2 separate regions of the Homo sapiens genome follow, and region 2 is linked to region 1. Evidence: chromatin contacts called from ENCODE Hi-C or POLR2A ChIA-PET data. All regions are on one chromosome and are shown on one strand. Each heading gives the region's core, a stretch centred on a gene start or an enhancer-like site at or near the end of the contact. The rest is flanking DNA. Distances are from core to core; before and after follow the strand shown.

What was found. A loop is a pair of places that touch in the nucleus more often than their neighbours do. ChIA-PET counts read pairs that join two places held with the same protein, here RNA polymerase II (POLR2A). Pooled maps may share reads with other maps.
Region 2: a loop to region 1 is called in a map with no recorded cell type, with 8 times the contacts of the local background. The contact joins the enhancer-like site here to the promoter of CYS1 in region 1. A Hi-C loop is called at or near these places in 2 of 37 single-sample maps with no recorded cell type and 2 of 50 pooled maps. POLR2A ChIA-PET finds 5 or more read pairs at or near these places in 1 of 52 experiments (OCI-LY7).

The regions. Positions count from the first base shown.
Region 1 is chr2:10,078,624-10,085,895 of GRCh38, forward strand. CYS1 (cystin 1) reads right to left here and starts at 1,788. Exons shown (of 3, transcript NM_001037160.3): 1 at 1,283-1,788. The coding sequence starts at 1,600. RefSeq lists silencers at 923-1,262, 1,333-1,572, 1,633-1,692, 1,863-2,102 and an enhancer at 4,347-4,406.
Region 2 is chr2:9,652,546-9,659,817 of GRCh38, forward strand. All of the region lies in intron 3 of LOC105373418 (a long non-coding RNA gene), which reads left to right. Among named protein-coding and RNA genes, the nearest start is that of YWHAQ, 25 kb to the left of the region's middle. RefSeq lists enhancers at 2,331-2,440, 2,764-3,003, 3,634-3,733, 3,785-4,286, 4,244-4,413 and 1 more. Within about 2 kb of position 3,071, at least 6 of the 41 ENCODE cell types and tissues checked have a DNase peak (open chromatin) inside an H3K27ac peak, as active enhancers do.

The DNA.
Region 1 (7,272 bases), core at 538-3,037:
AATGCCTACCTGCCTCCCTTGGGATTAGCCGCTTTCTCCTGTGGCCTTTTGATACGGATCTCTCATCGCCCTGCTTTCTACTTTCCCCCATCGAGCTGCAGACTTCTTTAAGGCAAGGGCTATGCTGTGTGGCCTCATCCCTAGCACCCACAGCGGGACCGGTGCTCAAAGGATAGCTGGAAAATGACTTAAAGAGCGAGCAGTCACCATGATGAATAATATCAGCAAATCAGAGGGCACAACATTCACTCTTGCTATTTGCCTCTCATTTTCACCTCCGAGTTTCCAAAGCACTTGAAAATGAACACTAAAATTAACTGCCTCCTTGCTATGTGTGAATTCCTCCCAAATTTCTCAGCTATTTGTCCAGGCAGTGTTATATAACTGCAGGCTGATGTGGTATTAAAGGAATCTTGTTATATAATTCAGCCCTACTCACTGCAGCTCGCTTTTCCTCTTTAAAGACCGTAAGGGAGAGGAGCAGGGAACCAGGGCCAGAGGGAGAGAGCTCTGTGCACTGTCGCCTGGGGCTGTCCCTCTCCCCCACCCTCCCTGGGGCCTTTTCAGGATTCCTTGGTGCGGTAGCCACCCAGGAAGGCATCTTCCTCGGCTCCCAGCGGCTGCTAAGCAAAGCCTCCCGGGCCTCAGGGAGGAGGACGAGGCCCTTGGCATCCTCCCCGAGCCCGGGAGCGGATGTTAAAGATCTTGTTCATTCAGCTCTGCTGGAGCGAAGACGGTTGCCAAACCAGAGTGCTTGTTTTATTGTTTTTTTAGAACAGCAGGACTGTTATTACGAGTATTCAGGGAGAGAGAATAGGAAGCGCAAAAGAGATTCCGCAGCATCCTAAAAATATCAGTAACATGAGAATTGCCTGCCCAGCAAGGCAAGGATCTGGACCGGTGGGCGCGGCAGGGCGCTTCTGAGCCACCGTCTGGCTGCCGTGCCACCACCGCCGGCGCCCCGCTCCAGGGCGGCCCGGGAAGGCCAGGCGGGGCCGCGGGCCCGAGGGGAGCCGGGAGCCCGGCGCGCTCCGCCTAGGGGTGTCCTTCCTCGGCCGCTCCCAGCGCGATCGCCCCCACGCCTGGACACAGACCCGGAGACGGGGCAGAGAGGGAGGAAACCTGGGGGCCCAGGGGCGGGGAGGCCGGGGCAGCGGGGAGCACGCAAGTCGGAGGCTGGAAGGGGGCGCAGCGCGACCGGCGCCCAGGGCTGGGGCGGGGACGCGCGGCCGGTGAGTGGGGTCCCCGCCGTCCCCCGAGGCCCTGCGGCTCCCACACTCACCGCGCTCCCCGCGACCGCGGTGGGTCGGAGCCGGGCTGGGCGGCGCGGGGCGGGCTCCGGGGGGCCCCAGGCCGCCGACTCGGCCAGCAGCTCGTCCAGCAGGCGCAGCGTCTCGTCCCTGCCGTCGGGGGGCGCCACGGGGCTGGGGTCGCGGCCGGGCGCCTCCTCCGCGGCTGCCCCCGGGACCTCGGCCGCCGCCACCGGCACCCGCCGGCGGGTCCCGCCCTCCAGGGCTGCCGCTCCGGGCCCCGCGGGGAGGCTCTCGGGGCTGCGCCGCCGCCTCAGAGTCCGGCTGCTCCGGCTGCTGCCGCTGCCCATGGCGCGCCCGCCGCCTCCCGGACCGCCGAGGGGGCCCCCATGAGGGGGCGCGGCCGGGGGCGGGGACGCTAGGGGGTGCGGCCGGGGCGGGCTGCAGGGGGAGGCGCGGGGCGAGGTCCGGGAAGCGACCGCGGCCAGGGGCTAGGGTTCCCGGGCGGGGGTCGCGGCCGGAGGACGGGGGTGCGAGCCGGAGCCTGGGGAGGGGCGGGCGAGGCAGGGCTGCATAGGCGTCCCGAGGGGGCGCACACCGGCCCTAGGGAGGGGCGGGCCCGAGACCCCGGCGAGGAGCACCGGGTGCGGGCGCGGCCTCCCCTCCCGGGTCTCCCCCTACAGTCCCCCCACTCCCGCCCACGGGTCCCCTCGCTCCCCGCCGTCGGGTCAGCCCTGTCCCGGCCTTCTGGAATTGCTGAACCCTGCGGGGGGCCCGGCTGAGTTTGTTCATTTATGGAAACGCTCCCCAGACGACGCTCGCCGGGCCCGTGGGAGGCCGCGGGAGCTTGGGGGGACTTCCCAAAGCCTGAGCCCCCTAGCGATGCGCGGGGTGGGCGGGGGAAAGACCCTGAGGGCTGCGCGCGCTGCGTTCGCGAGGTCCGGCCGTCAGTGCGCCCCGACCTTTCAGTGTCCGCCAGGCCTGAGACGCCCCGGGAGGGAAGGGGCGATCCTCCGGGCACCAACAGCCCCCTCCGGCCTTCTCCTTCCCTCTGTTGCCCCAGCGGAGACTGGATGTGTGAAGGTTGAGCCTCATCAAAACCTCCAAATAGTCACTACTTTTGGGAAAGAAAAACTTTGAAAATGAAGGAGAAAGGCAAAGCAACCCCCACCTCGCCCTCCCCCCGCCACAGGAAAGAAGCAAAAGGAAATACCTAGGTGGTGGTCATAAGTCTAGCTTTTGGTCTCGGATTTTTTTTTTTTTTCCCTTAACCGCTTTTCTTTTTAAGTGAACTAACCACAACCCAGACTAGAAAACACTCCAAAGCTGCCGAATTCAAACCCAGCGAGCCTTCCTGTTGGTTGGTTCTGTGTTTTACTTAAATGTGATTACTTCCTTCCCTTGCCCACCTCCTGCAACTTTAAATTCCAGCCTTTCCAAGACAGGGCAATTCAAAAGTCCTGGGTTTAACTCACCTATCTTGACTTGACATTAACTTTTATCCTGATTGATTGGATTCCAGAATAATTGTGAAAATGGAATTTCGGCTAAACTTTCCCAACCACAGACTTGAAATTCTACTATTTTATCACTTCAGGAGTAGACATTAAAAAACATATGCCTAAGAAAATGGAATAAAAATGGGACTCAGATTCACATCCATTTATTTTTATTATTAAGAGAGAACAAGAGGCCGGGCGCGGTGGCTCACGCCCGTAATCCCAGCACTTTGGGAAGCCGAGGCAGGTGGATCACGAGGTCAAGAGACCGAGACCATCCTGGCTAACACGGTGAAACACCGTCTCTACTAAAAATACAAAAAATTAGCCGGGCGTGGTGGCGGGCGCCTGTAGTCCCAGCTACTCAGGAGACTGAGGCAGGAGAATGGCGTGAACCCGGGAGGTGGAGGTTGCAGTGAGCCGAGATCGCGCCACTGCACTCCAGCCTGGGCGACAGAGTGAGGCTCGTCTCAAAAAAAAAAAAAAAAAAAAGAACAAGAAAGTATTTATAATCTAGCTGGACGTGGTGGCTCATGCCTGTAATCCCAACACTTTCAGAGGTTGAGGCGAGCAGATCACTTTAGGTGAGGAGTTTGAGACCAGCCTGGCCAACATGGTGAAACTGTCTCTACTAAAAATACAAAAATTAGCTGGGCATGCTCACTTGAACCCAGGAGGTGGAGGTTGCAGTGAGCCGAGATCACGCCACTGCACTCCAGCCTGGGCAACAGAGCTGGACTCTGTCTCAAAAAAAAAAAAAGAAAGAAAGAAAAGAAAAGAGAGAGAGAAGAGAGGTGAGACAGAGAGGGAAAAGAAAAAGAAGAGAAAAAAAATGAGGCTGTAATCCCAGCACTTTAGGAGGCTGATGCGAGCGGATCACTTCAGGTCAGGAGTTCGAGACCAGCCTGGCCAATAGGATGAAACCCTGTCTCTACTACAAATACAAAAATTAGCCGGGCATGGTGAAGGGCACCTGTAGTCCTAGCTGCTCGGGAGCCTGAGGCAGGAGTCACTTGAACCCGTTAGGCGGAGGTTGCAGTGAGCCGAGATCGCACCACTGTACTCCAGCCTGGGCAACCAAAGAGACTCCGTCTCAAAAAAAAAAAAAAACAAAACAAACAACAACAACAACAAACAATAAAGAAAAAGCAAAAAGAAAAGAAAAAAAATTTTTTAAAGGGAAGTATTTATGATCCCCCCTGCCTTTTTTTTGAGACGGAGTCTCGCTCTGTTGCACAGGCTGTAGTGCAGTGGCCGGATCTCTGCTCACTGCAACCTCCGCCTCCCGGGTTCAAGTGATTCTTCTGCTTCAGGCTCCTGAGCAGCTGGGATTACAGGCACGCACCACCACATCCGGCTAATTTTTGTATTTTTAGTAGAGACAGGGTTTCACCATGTTCGCCAGGCTGGTTTTGAACTCCTGACCTCAGGTAATCCACCTGCCTTGGCCTCCCTAAGTGCTGGGATTACAGGCGTAAGCTACCGTGCCTGGCCTCTCCCCCCCTTTTTTTTGATGTGCCATCTTAACCATCCAGGTGTAGGATGTGGGGCCAAACACAGATGTCATTTGGGTGCGCTAAGTCTACAGATGTGTCTCGTTTGGAAGCTATTGATATAAGTTTTTAAGAAAACAAATCTCATCTTGAAACTCTTTAAACCCCAAAGAACAACAACACTTAGAGGCAAACGAGATTTTTCTTGAGTTCACTCAGTTTAATGATTTAAAGGAAAACATGTTTTGCTTCTGCCTAAATAGAAGCTAGTCATGTGACTCATGTTTAAATACATCCACAGCTCCCTGTGTTCACCTCCCAGGGCAACCAATTTTTCTGGCCACTCTTGATTCCAACACTGTTTCCCAAAACTTGTCATTAGCTCCGCTTCAGCGGGAGGAATGCCAGAGCCAGCATTCTTTCCACTTTGAGAGAACATTTTAAAATCTGCTACATTTGTAGACCTGGCTTCCATCAAATATGCTGAAAACTCAGATTGATTTTATTAGAAGCTTCCCATAATAAGCAAACAACCTAAAAGCTTTCCGCATGACTAATGTCCCTAAGATCGTCTCTAGAATTTTTGTCCGAAAGAGTTAGCAACGTCTCAGGAATATTGGAGAACTGAAATGGGGTGTAATCCTTCTTAAGAAAATATCTGGCAGTCACACCTGCAGCTGAAGGATTCTTTTATGCGGTGATAGTGCTCGTGGGTGCTGGTGATGGTGGGTGGAAGGTGAAGCCCAGTTTGGGAACTCTCTGCTTAACTCTGGGAAAATAGAACTTCCTTTCCTTAAACAAATTAAACCCTGGAAGAGGACTACAGTTGGTGATACTTTTCGGAAGGACTCGGGCGCCCGAACGATGTTTTCCTTGGTTTCAGGAGTAGCCAGGCATCTACTGCAGATGAAGCCAGTTCCTCCCACCACGACTCATGGACCAGTCATTACAATAGCCTGCCAAACCAACCCACCTTTCAAAACCCCACTCCAGGGCCCCTGCTTCAGGACTCGCAGATCTACTCTCCCTGCTCAGATATCCTGCAGTTTCCCACCAATCATGGCACTCCCAAGCCGTTACGTAAGAAAGATGTGTTGTGCAGGTGCTGGTTCTTATGAATATGCAGACAGATAATATTTGCATTTGGGTGATAAATGAGACGGCATTTGAAACATAAGCAAGCCATGTTTCTATTTTTAATGCTTAATCGGTAACTTGAGAGAGCCACAGTGCTATTAACGAATGCTGATATGTTTGGACAGCAGCAGCCCACATAATTGCTATTGTCTTTTACCAAAGTGTCCAAGCTTTTGTATTTGGTTTCATGGTTTCGGCATCAAGAGGGGAAAACAAAATATAAGGGTGAATCACCATTATTCATTAAGGACAATTAATGAGTTACAGAACTTTTTTCAATATTTACTCAGAAATAAGATACATGAGGTCCTTAGGGTTGGCAGGTCCAGGTCATGGCTGATTTGGTGCGTTCTATAACACTGTAAAAAATTCTGACAGTAAAATGACAATGACTTGTACCCCATCTAAACAAAAGGTTTAGCACTGGAATTTACGATGCATACTTTCCATGACTAGAGCAGTTCTCGTTTAGAGGCATCTCATGGCTTCTGGCTCAAAACAGCAGACCGGGTGCAGAGTTGCCTTCTCTTGGTACTTGCGACTTTGCTGGAATTAAGATAAAAGAAAAAGGGATAGAGGAGGAGTTGTAAGAAGGAGGGAAATCACAAAGGAGAGGTTTCAACGCATTTCTGAAAGATGGAAAACTGACAGTAGAGAGCTGCCAGATGACACAGGCTGAGCAATTGCAGTCTATGCCATGATGACAGACGCTGGAGAGGAAACGGGGTCAATGGACTGACAGATGAGACTCCGGGACACAGTCAGCGGGTATAAAAGGAGATGGGAGTGAGAAGTGGGCATCGGACCTAAGGAGCGATTAAGATCTTTACATGGGACAAGGGCATCATCCCCCACTGACTCCTGCTTATATTTAAGAAAAAAAAATGACCAGGTAGCTGATGTGGTTTCACTCCGCTGCCATGTGTATAAGACTCTTTTCCCATTGGATTTTTACTCCGGCTAGGAATTTAGACCGGGGGGCGGGGGGTGGTGGGTTTGTGGGGTGGGGTGGGGTGGACAGGCTTCGATTAGCTGAGCAGGCAGGAAGCTGGCCGCCTTGAACTGGAGCTACTTGAGGTTCAGGTGCCCATCCCTGGCCCACTGAGTAAGACGATGTTTGTGTGGGACTGTCCTGTCTCCAGGGGCAATGCACACAGCAGCTGAGAAAGATCCAGTACAGTGTCCACAGCCGCTGGCCTCAGTGAACGTAAGCTTCCTTCTCCTTGCAAATCTGCTACACAAAGTGATCTGTGAGCTGACTCCCCTGTCCATGAACCCACAGTTTTGAGTGTGAGATTTGGAGGCCACTCAAAACATACTTGGACCCTAGGCTTTGGTGGGGTCATTTATCATCCTGAGGACAAGGTTTGAGGGGAGAGGGAGGGCAGTGCTGGGAAAGGGAATTGAGTCTGTGTAAATTTGACCATTAACGTGTAATATTTATTACAGAGGTTAACCTTTAAATACTGTTGGCTAAAAAGAGTGTGCAACAAACATAAAATGTCCAACTTTAAGCTCAAACCCCCCACTGTGAATATCAACTTCTCTAATGTGGAAGCTGCCTGGTGGGGGTGGTCACCTCTGCACACGAACATCCCATGGTCCCAGACACCTGGGAAGATGCTTAAGTTCCTTCTTCTCATTAGAGAGCTGAGAACCAACCAGTCAATTAATCAGCTCAAAGGAATAGAGTGCTGTAGTCAAGGCCCAGGTTAAATATTAAAAGCGTCTCTTAGCTCTTTAATTTGTAGCTGTTTAACTTGGTAAGTGGAGTTGAAGTCCCAGCCTGCTCATGGCGATTACTGATTAATGCCTGTGCACATTTGTACAAGACCCCCTGGCTGCACGATCCCTGTCCTCTGGAGTGCAACTTTCCTTCACCGCGCAGTCAAC
Region 2 (7,272 bases), core at 1,821-4,320, 420 kb before region 1:
CCATCCATCCTTCCACCCTCCAACTAGTGCCCCATCCATCCATGCACCCATCCATTCACTCTTTCATTCAGGAGCACAGTGCAGAGTTCATTCTGGATGCTCAGTATATTCAGCAAACACTGAGTCCGTACTGCTCAGCAGGTGGCCAGTGCTAGGCCCTATGCCAGGAATATAGGTAATTAAACACAGCCTCTGTTCTCCAGAAGTTGGTGATACAGTCTAGGGATAAAAATGAAATATACATATCTCGTGTCCTGTCTAGTGAGCCAAAAAAAAAAGAAGGAAAAGAAAAGAAAAGAAAAAGCCTTAGCAATTACTTAGCAAGGTTAGCAATTACTTAGCAAGATTTGGAGACTTAGAGGGTACATTATGGGTTCTATTATTTTTAAGTTTTGAAGCAGTTTGGGAGCGTATGATGCTTCACCCTCCACAGGCTCCAAAAACCACCAAGAACTGAGCCTGCTATGAGCTGTCACTAGGTAGGGACCTAGCCTACTATTCTTGTATATCTGGGGCCCAGCACATAGTAGGTGCTCTGGGAAGTCAGCAGAATTTAATGAACTCTGACTTGAAGACAAGGCTCTACAAAAACAGAGATGTAGGGAACAGTCTGTATTCAAAATGTTATAGTAACAAGCAGTCAGCCAGACTGCATGGTGGAAAGACTGCTCCGCCTCTCTCTCTTCTCCATCTCTATGGTGACTGTTAACGGAACTGGTCAAGGTCGAACATGGTCAACCAAGCAGCAATATCCCAGGGACTCCGGCAGCTGCAGCTTAGGTTTATACCACTGCTTGGAGGTCTTCTGTATTTCAGATTATGAATATTTGTGCATTATATGAGAGTCTTTTTTGTTATTGCACAAATATGATAAAGTCATTAAATACATTTTTAAGAAAGAAAAATAAACCATCCCTTTGCCATTGGACTGATTGAATGTTTGCATTTCCCTTCCAGCCTTTGTCTATTTCCATATGCATTTCATCCTCCTCCGTGGTAACACAGTGAACCTATAATTTTGTATTCTGCTTATGATGCCTTTTTAAAAAAGCATTGTTCTTTCATGGAGATTCCGTGCTTGGGGCCAATCTTTGTTGGCCCATCAGTTTTCCTCTTAGGAGCACGTGGTGGAAAAGACAATGGGAGATGCTTTCATTGCTTCTATTGGGTGTCTGTGAACTGCTTTGTTTCTACAGACTAAGGAGTTAGCGTAAGAACAGAACAGAACAGACTTTTCATACAGATTATTCGTATTGTTATCTCAATGGGGTGTTTTATTTGTATGGGAGGAAACCTCCCATATAAATCAAGTGGACACAGCATGGATGTTAGCCTGAACAACCAGGAGTTTTATTCTGAGATAGTCACTAGCTGTGTGACCTTGGGCCGCTAACCTAAATCTCTGGTCGTCAGTTTCTATCTCTGAAAGTAAGAACAACATCTATGTACTAGGACTGGGGAGAGGAGAGAATGATGTGAGATAGAGATTGCGTTGTGTGTGTGTGACTCTATAGAACTATAGTTCTCTGAATGATACTGAGATTAACCTTGGGCAAGCCTCTCTGATCCTTTGCTTATATATACGTGAAATGAGAAGATAAAGGTCCCAGTGAGACTGAATGAGATCATGAGTACGAAAGTGTCCTGTTAGTGAAAATGCACCTGGTCATCATTCCACTACATCTTCCTGTCTGTTTTCTCTTGGCCCTAGAAAGTGCTGTGGAAGCTTGGGGGTGAGTTCTGAAGTGTGTACACAACTGGAACCAGAGCAGCCACTGACTGCCTTGGGCCAGCAGCTTCTGGAGCCCAAACTTGGACCTCTGCATCCCTCCTGGGGCCCCAGCTCTAAGTACTGGGGTACGGTGCTGAATGGGGCGGGGAGGCTGTCAGCTTTCCTAGCTGCCTCTGTGTGCTGTGCTCTCTCCAGGGCCCAGTTCTCCAGGAGAAGGAGCAGGAGCAGGTATGCTGAGGACTCCATGAGAGCCAGCCTTTTGAATAGCAGCAAGTTTGTGGGGGCATCTGGGGACAGGGTCTGGGACAGCCCAGTCCAGCCCAGCCCAGGCAGGGGAGACGGCAACAGCAGCAACTCTGCTAGAAGTGACATGCAGATGTTGGCTGAAAGCCATCTACCCTCCCTCCTTCCTTTTCTTTCATCTTCCCTTTCTTTCCCACTCTCCCTCCTGTCTTCTCTACTCCACTTCTCTCCTTTCTTCCACAGTGCTATGGCTGCCTACGTGATGCCAAGCACCATGCAGTATTAGCAGCCACAGGCTGCTTACCCGGAAAACTGGACTTTTGTGCTCACAGGCTTTAAGAGAGATGGGGACAGCCTGGACTGCATGCAGAGGGAGCCACTAGGGCTGCTGGGGAGGTTCGAGACACGTCACAGGGGTTACCTGAAGGACTGAGGCTATAGCTTGGAGGAGACTCTGAAAACTGTTATCAGATATTCGAAGAACTGTCCATTGAAAGAAGAACAAAAAAAATTTTTTCCCAGCCAGGCATGGTGGCTCACAACTGTAATCCCAGAACTTTGGGAGGCTGAGGTGGGCAGATCAACTTGAGGCCAGGAGTTCGAGACCAGGCTGGCCAACATGGCGAAACCCCATCTCTACTGAAAATACAACAAATCAGCTGGGTGGGGTGGGGTGTGCCTGTAGTCCCAGCTTGGGAGGCTGAGGCCCGAGAATTGCTTGAGCCAGAGAGGCGGAGGTTGCAGTGAGCTGACAGCATGCCACTGCACTCCAGCCTGGGTGACAGAGCCAGACCCTGTCTCAAAAAAAAATTTTTTTTTCTTTTTTTCTGTGAAACCCAAAAGGAACAATTAGGTAGAGAGTTTCAGCTCTGTATCTGAGTGTCCTTTCATAATCTGAATTGTCCCAGGGTGGAAGAGGCTTCCCTGGAAGGTGAGTTCCTTGTCACCAAAGACCCTCAAGGACAGCAGGGACCACTCGGTGGCCAGAATGCTGGAGAGGGGAATTCAAACTTTTGCTGCAGTGGGAGTGCGTCAGACTCGATGACTGTCAGACTCTGGTCTTCCTTCGATCTTTGAGCTGAGAGTGGAAGAAGATGAAGTGTGACTTAGCTATTCAACCACGCCACAACCCCAAGCATCTTTAGTTTTTGTTCTGATTTTTATCTTCAGTAGCTGACTGACTGGGCATGAGTAATTCCAACTCCCCAGGCCGGGTGCACTTCACAGGCATGTTTCAGAATAAAATAGAACCTATGGCTCCAGCCCACCTTGACTGTGGTCACCAAAGATGCTTACCCTGACCCTGGGGTAAGAAATGAGCCCTTGGAGGGTCCTGGGTGTGCCCAGCCCCCACTGATGTGACTGGCAGCCCCCACCACAGTCTGCAGCCCCAGGCAGGGAAGCCTCCCCCTCCAAAGTTCTAGAGGGTTTTTAAAAATGTTTAAAGACATTTACAGCAAAACAAAATCAATTATCAAGTTTTGAGTCACCTCTCTTGCAAATAGAAACTTTTCTGTAAGAACTGCTTCTACTAGGCTGGGTGTGGTGGCTCATGCCTGTAATCCCAGCACTTTAGGAGGCTGAGGTGGGCAGATCATGAAGTCAGGAGTTCGAGACCAGCCTGGCCAACATAGTGAAATACTGTCTCTGCTAAAAATATAAAAAATTAGCTGGTCGTGGTGGCGTGCGCTTATAGTCCCATCTACTCAGGAGGCTGAGGCAGGAGAATCGCTTGAACCCGGAGGCGGAGGTTGCAGTGGGCCGAGATTGCACCATTGCACTCCAGCCTGGGTGACAGTGTGAGACTCTGTCTCCAAAAAAAAACAAAAAAAACAAAACAAAGAACAAGAAACAAAACAAAAGAACCGCTTCTACTGGGAAAGAAAACCAGAGAGAAAACCATTTATAGATTATCTCAGATTTACAAGTGAGAACCACAGGCCTGACCCCAGTTCACCTATGCCAGGGCTGAGTCTACACAGTCAACAGCCTCAGGATGCAGGGATGAGTCAGTGTGAAACAAAGACTCAACCCCCATCTAACGGAGCCCTTTCCCTGCTGTGCTCAGCCTGCACGGAATCTGCTTCTAGACAACCCAGACAGCCAGAAGCCAATGCATCTGACTGAGAGGAGTGGATAATGACTTCCCTTTTTAAAAACTTTCTTATTGGCTGCGCACGGTGGCTCACGCCTGTAATCCCAGCACTTCAGGAGGTCGAGATCGGCGGATAGACTTGAGGTCGGGAGTTTGAGACCATCCTGGCCAACATGGCGAAACCCCATCTCTGCTAAAAATACAAAAATTAGCTGCGTGTGGTGGTGCACGCCTGTAGTCCCAGCTACTTGGGGTGCTGAGGCACGAAAATCACTTGAGCCTGGGAGGCAGAGGTTGCAGTGAGCCTAGAAGACAGAGCAAGACTCCATCTCAAAACAAAAACCAAATAAACAAAACACCTTTCTTATTGAGGGGTAGCACATCTGCCACCAAGCATGCTTCTGATGGTCCCTCTAGAAGTCTCTTCCCCGGTATCTGGATTTGAGTGGGGTGACAAAAAGGCTGAACATGACTGGAGCCTATGCTATGGCTTCTGTCCCCTAAGTCCCCAGAGCTCCTCTGGTGTCTGTCCTCTCTGAAGCTTGGTTCTTCAGCTTTTCCATTAGGACTGTGAGTTCTCTCACATCCGGAGGTCGCTTCTGTTGTTTACAATCAAAGAACCTTGACAAAGAGAAAGTGCCTACTTGGTCTCCGTAGCTCCAGGGCCAGTGTGTGGCCTGACACACAGTCAAGTTCAAAAATGTTTAACTAAGTTGAACTGTGATGACTCCCCCCCTTTCAGTCTGGGGATCAGAGACAGAGTTGCCTGGGTGTCCTTGATGGAAGAAGCTCTTCCTGATCACTTTGGCTCGAACGGCACTTGCAGGAGAACCTGCTCAGTGCCCTTGGCCCCAGGCCGGGGGTACCACATGACTCTGTGCAAAGCTTTGCAGAAACTAATGGGACCCTAACCCCATCTTGAGAGCTTGCTTCCTCCTTCCTGTTAGGCATGAGCCCGATGCCAAGGCCCTGTGGAATTCTGACCTAACTTTCCCACTTCCAGCCTTCCCAAAACAAAGTTTCTACTTCTCTCCTGCCTCTCTGTTCAACCCCTAACCACCCAATTCTGCTTCTTCTAGGAGTTCTCAAAACACTAATAACAGTATTTAAGTGTATTAGCTGACTGAACGTACAGGAATGTTAAGAATCAGAAATCAAATTGGATTTTATAAAAATGAGGGTTTAGAAGGAAGGTTTTAATACAGGCGATTAAGCTGTAGGCTCCAGAATGGGGGAAGGTGTGAAGCCCCACACCTTTTCTCTCTTCTCCAGTGCAGACTCCATCCAGCACTCACTGTCAATGTTACTGCCATGGAAGTTGGTTAATCACTGCTGCGAGGTGGCCTCCAGGGGTGGTGTGGTATTGTTTCTTAACTGCACGCAAGGCTTGAGGACTTAACTCCTCTTTGTCCCTCCACCTTCTGCTCACAGAGGGTAGAGATTGTCTCACTCATCTTTGAACACGCAAAAAAGCTACTCAGTAAACGAGCAGTGGATAGATGATGCCTCCTGGAGCCTATTATTGCTTTCCTTTTTTTTCCCAAATGTAACCTTGTTTATAGACATTTCTCATAAAAGTAGAGAAAATTGCATACTACCATATTATACCTACCACCCAGCTTCAACAATGATCATCATTTTGCTATTTTTAGTTCATCTACACTCGCACCAACATTTTTTTTTTTGCTAGAGTCTTTTAAAGCAAATCTCAGTCATCATGTAATTTCATCCATCAAGATTTCAGTATAGATTTCTAATAGGAAAGGACTTCAAAAAAACAAACTCAACTACATGCCATTCTCAGACCTAACAGAATATATTTCTTTTTCTTTTTTGAGGGGGGTGGGTGGGGGGAAATGGCGTCTTGCTCTGTCGCCTAGGCTGGAGCATCACAGCTCGCTGCAACCTCGACCTCCTGGGCTTAAGCAATCCTCCCACCTCAGTCTTCTGAGTAGCTGGGACCACAGGCACATGCCACCACGCCCAGCTAATTTTTAAATTTTTTGTAGAGACAGGGTCTCCCTACGTTGTCCAAGCTGTTCTCAAACTCCTGGGCTCCAGTGATCTTCCCATCTTGGCCTCTCAAAGTGCTGAGATTACAGGCATGAGCCACTGCGCCCAGCCAATAAGTTTCTTAATATTATCCCACATGTAGGCCACATTCCGTTTTCCTCAGTTGTCTCAAAACAGTCTTTTTACTGTTGGTTTGTTCAAATTAGGATCCTTAAAAGAGTAAGTGTGGTGTTGGATGGGTATGTTTCTTATGTCTGTTCCCCTTCTTTTTTTTGTTTTTGTTTTTTTAAATGCCATTTAATTGTGGAAGAAACCAGGCCATGAGTCCTGCAGACATTTTCCACAGTTGTTTGGATTTGGCTGATGGCATCCCCACGGTGACATTGAGCACACTCCTCCATCCCGGGGTAGCAGAGGTTTGCATGCCACACTGCCTGGGCATGCCTGGTTTCAGCATTGCTTACATTCTGGAAATTGTGGCCCCACGTTAAGCACTGCAGCTGTTATTCTGCTTCACTGACTCATGGTTTTCTCCTGAACATCGTGTGTGTTCGTCGGGAGAGGGAGGTAATGGGGGAAGGACTAACGCTCCCAGGACAACCATTAACCAATGAAATGGCTGGGCACAGCGGCTCATGCCTGTAATCCCAGACTTTAGGAGGCCGAGGTGGGAGGATCACTTGAACTCAAGAGTTCCAGACCAGCCTGGGCAACATAATAAGACCTTGCCTTTACAAAAAAAATTAAAAATTAGCTGGGCATGGTGGCATGTGCCGGTAGTCCCAGCTACTCAGGAGGCTGAGGCAGGAGGATCCTTTGAGCCCAGGAAGTTGAGGCTGCAATGAGCGGTGATTGCACCACTGCATTCCAGCCTGGGCCACAGAGTGAGACTCTGTCTCAAAACAAAACAAAGAACAAAAAAAAACAAAAAGAAAAATCCAATGGGGCTGAGCATGGTGGCTCACACCTGTAATCCCAGCACTTTGAGAGGCCAAGGTGGGTAGATCACTTGAGGCCAGGAGTTTGAGACCAGCCTGGCCAACATGGTGAAACCCTGTCTCTACTAAAAATACAAAATTTAGCCAGGCGTGGTGGCACATCCTTGTAATCCCAGCTACTTGGGAGGCTGAGGCAGGAGAATCGTTTGAACCCAGGAGGTGGAGGTTGCAATGAGCAGAGATGGTGCCAC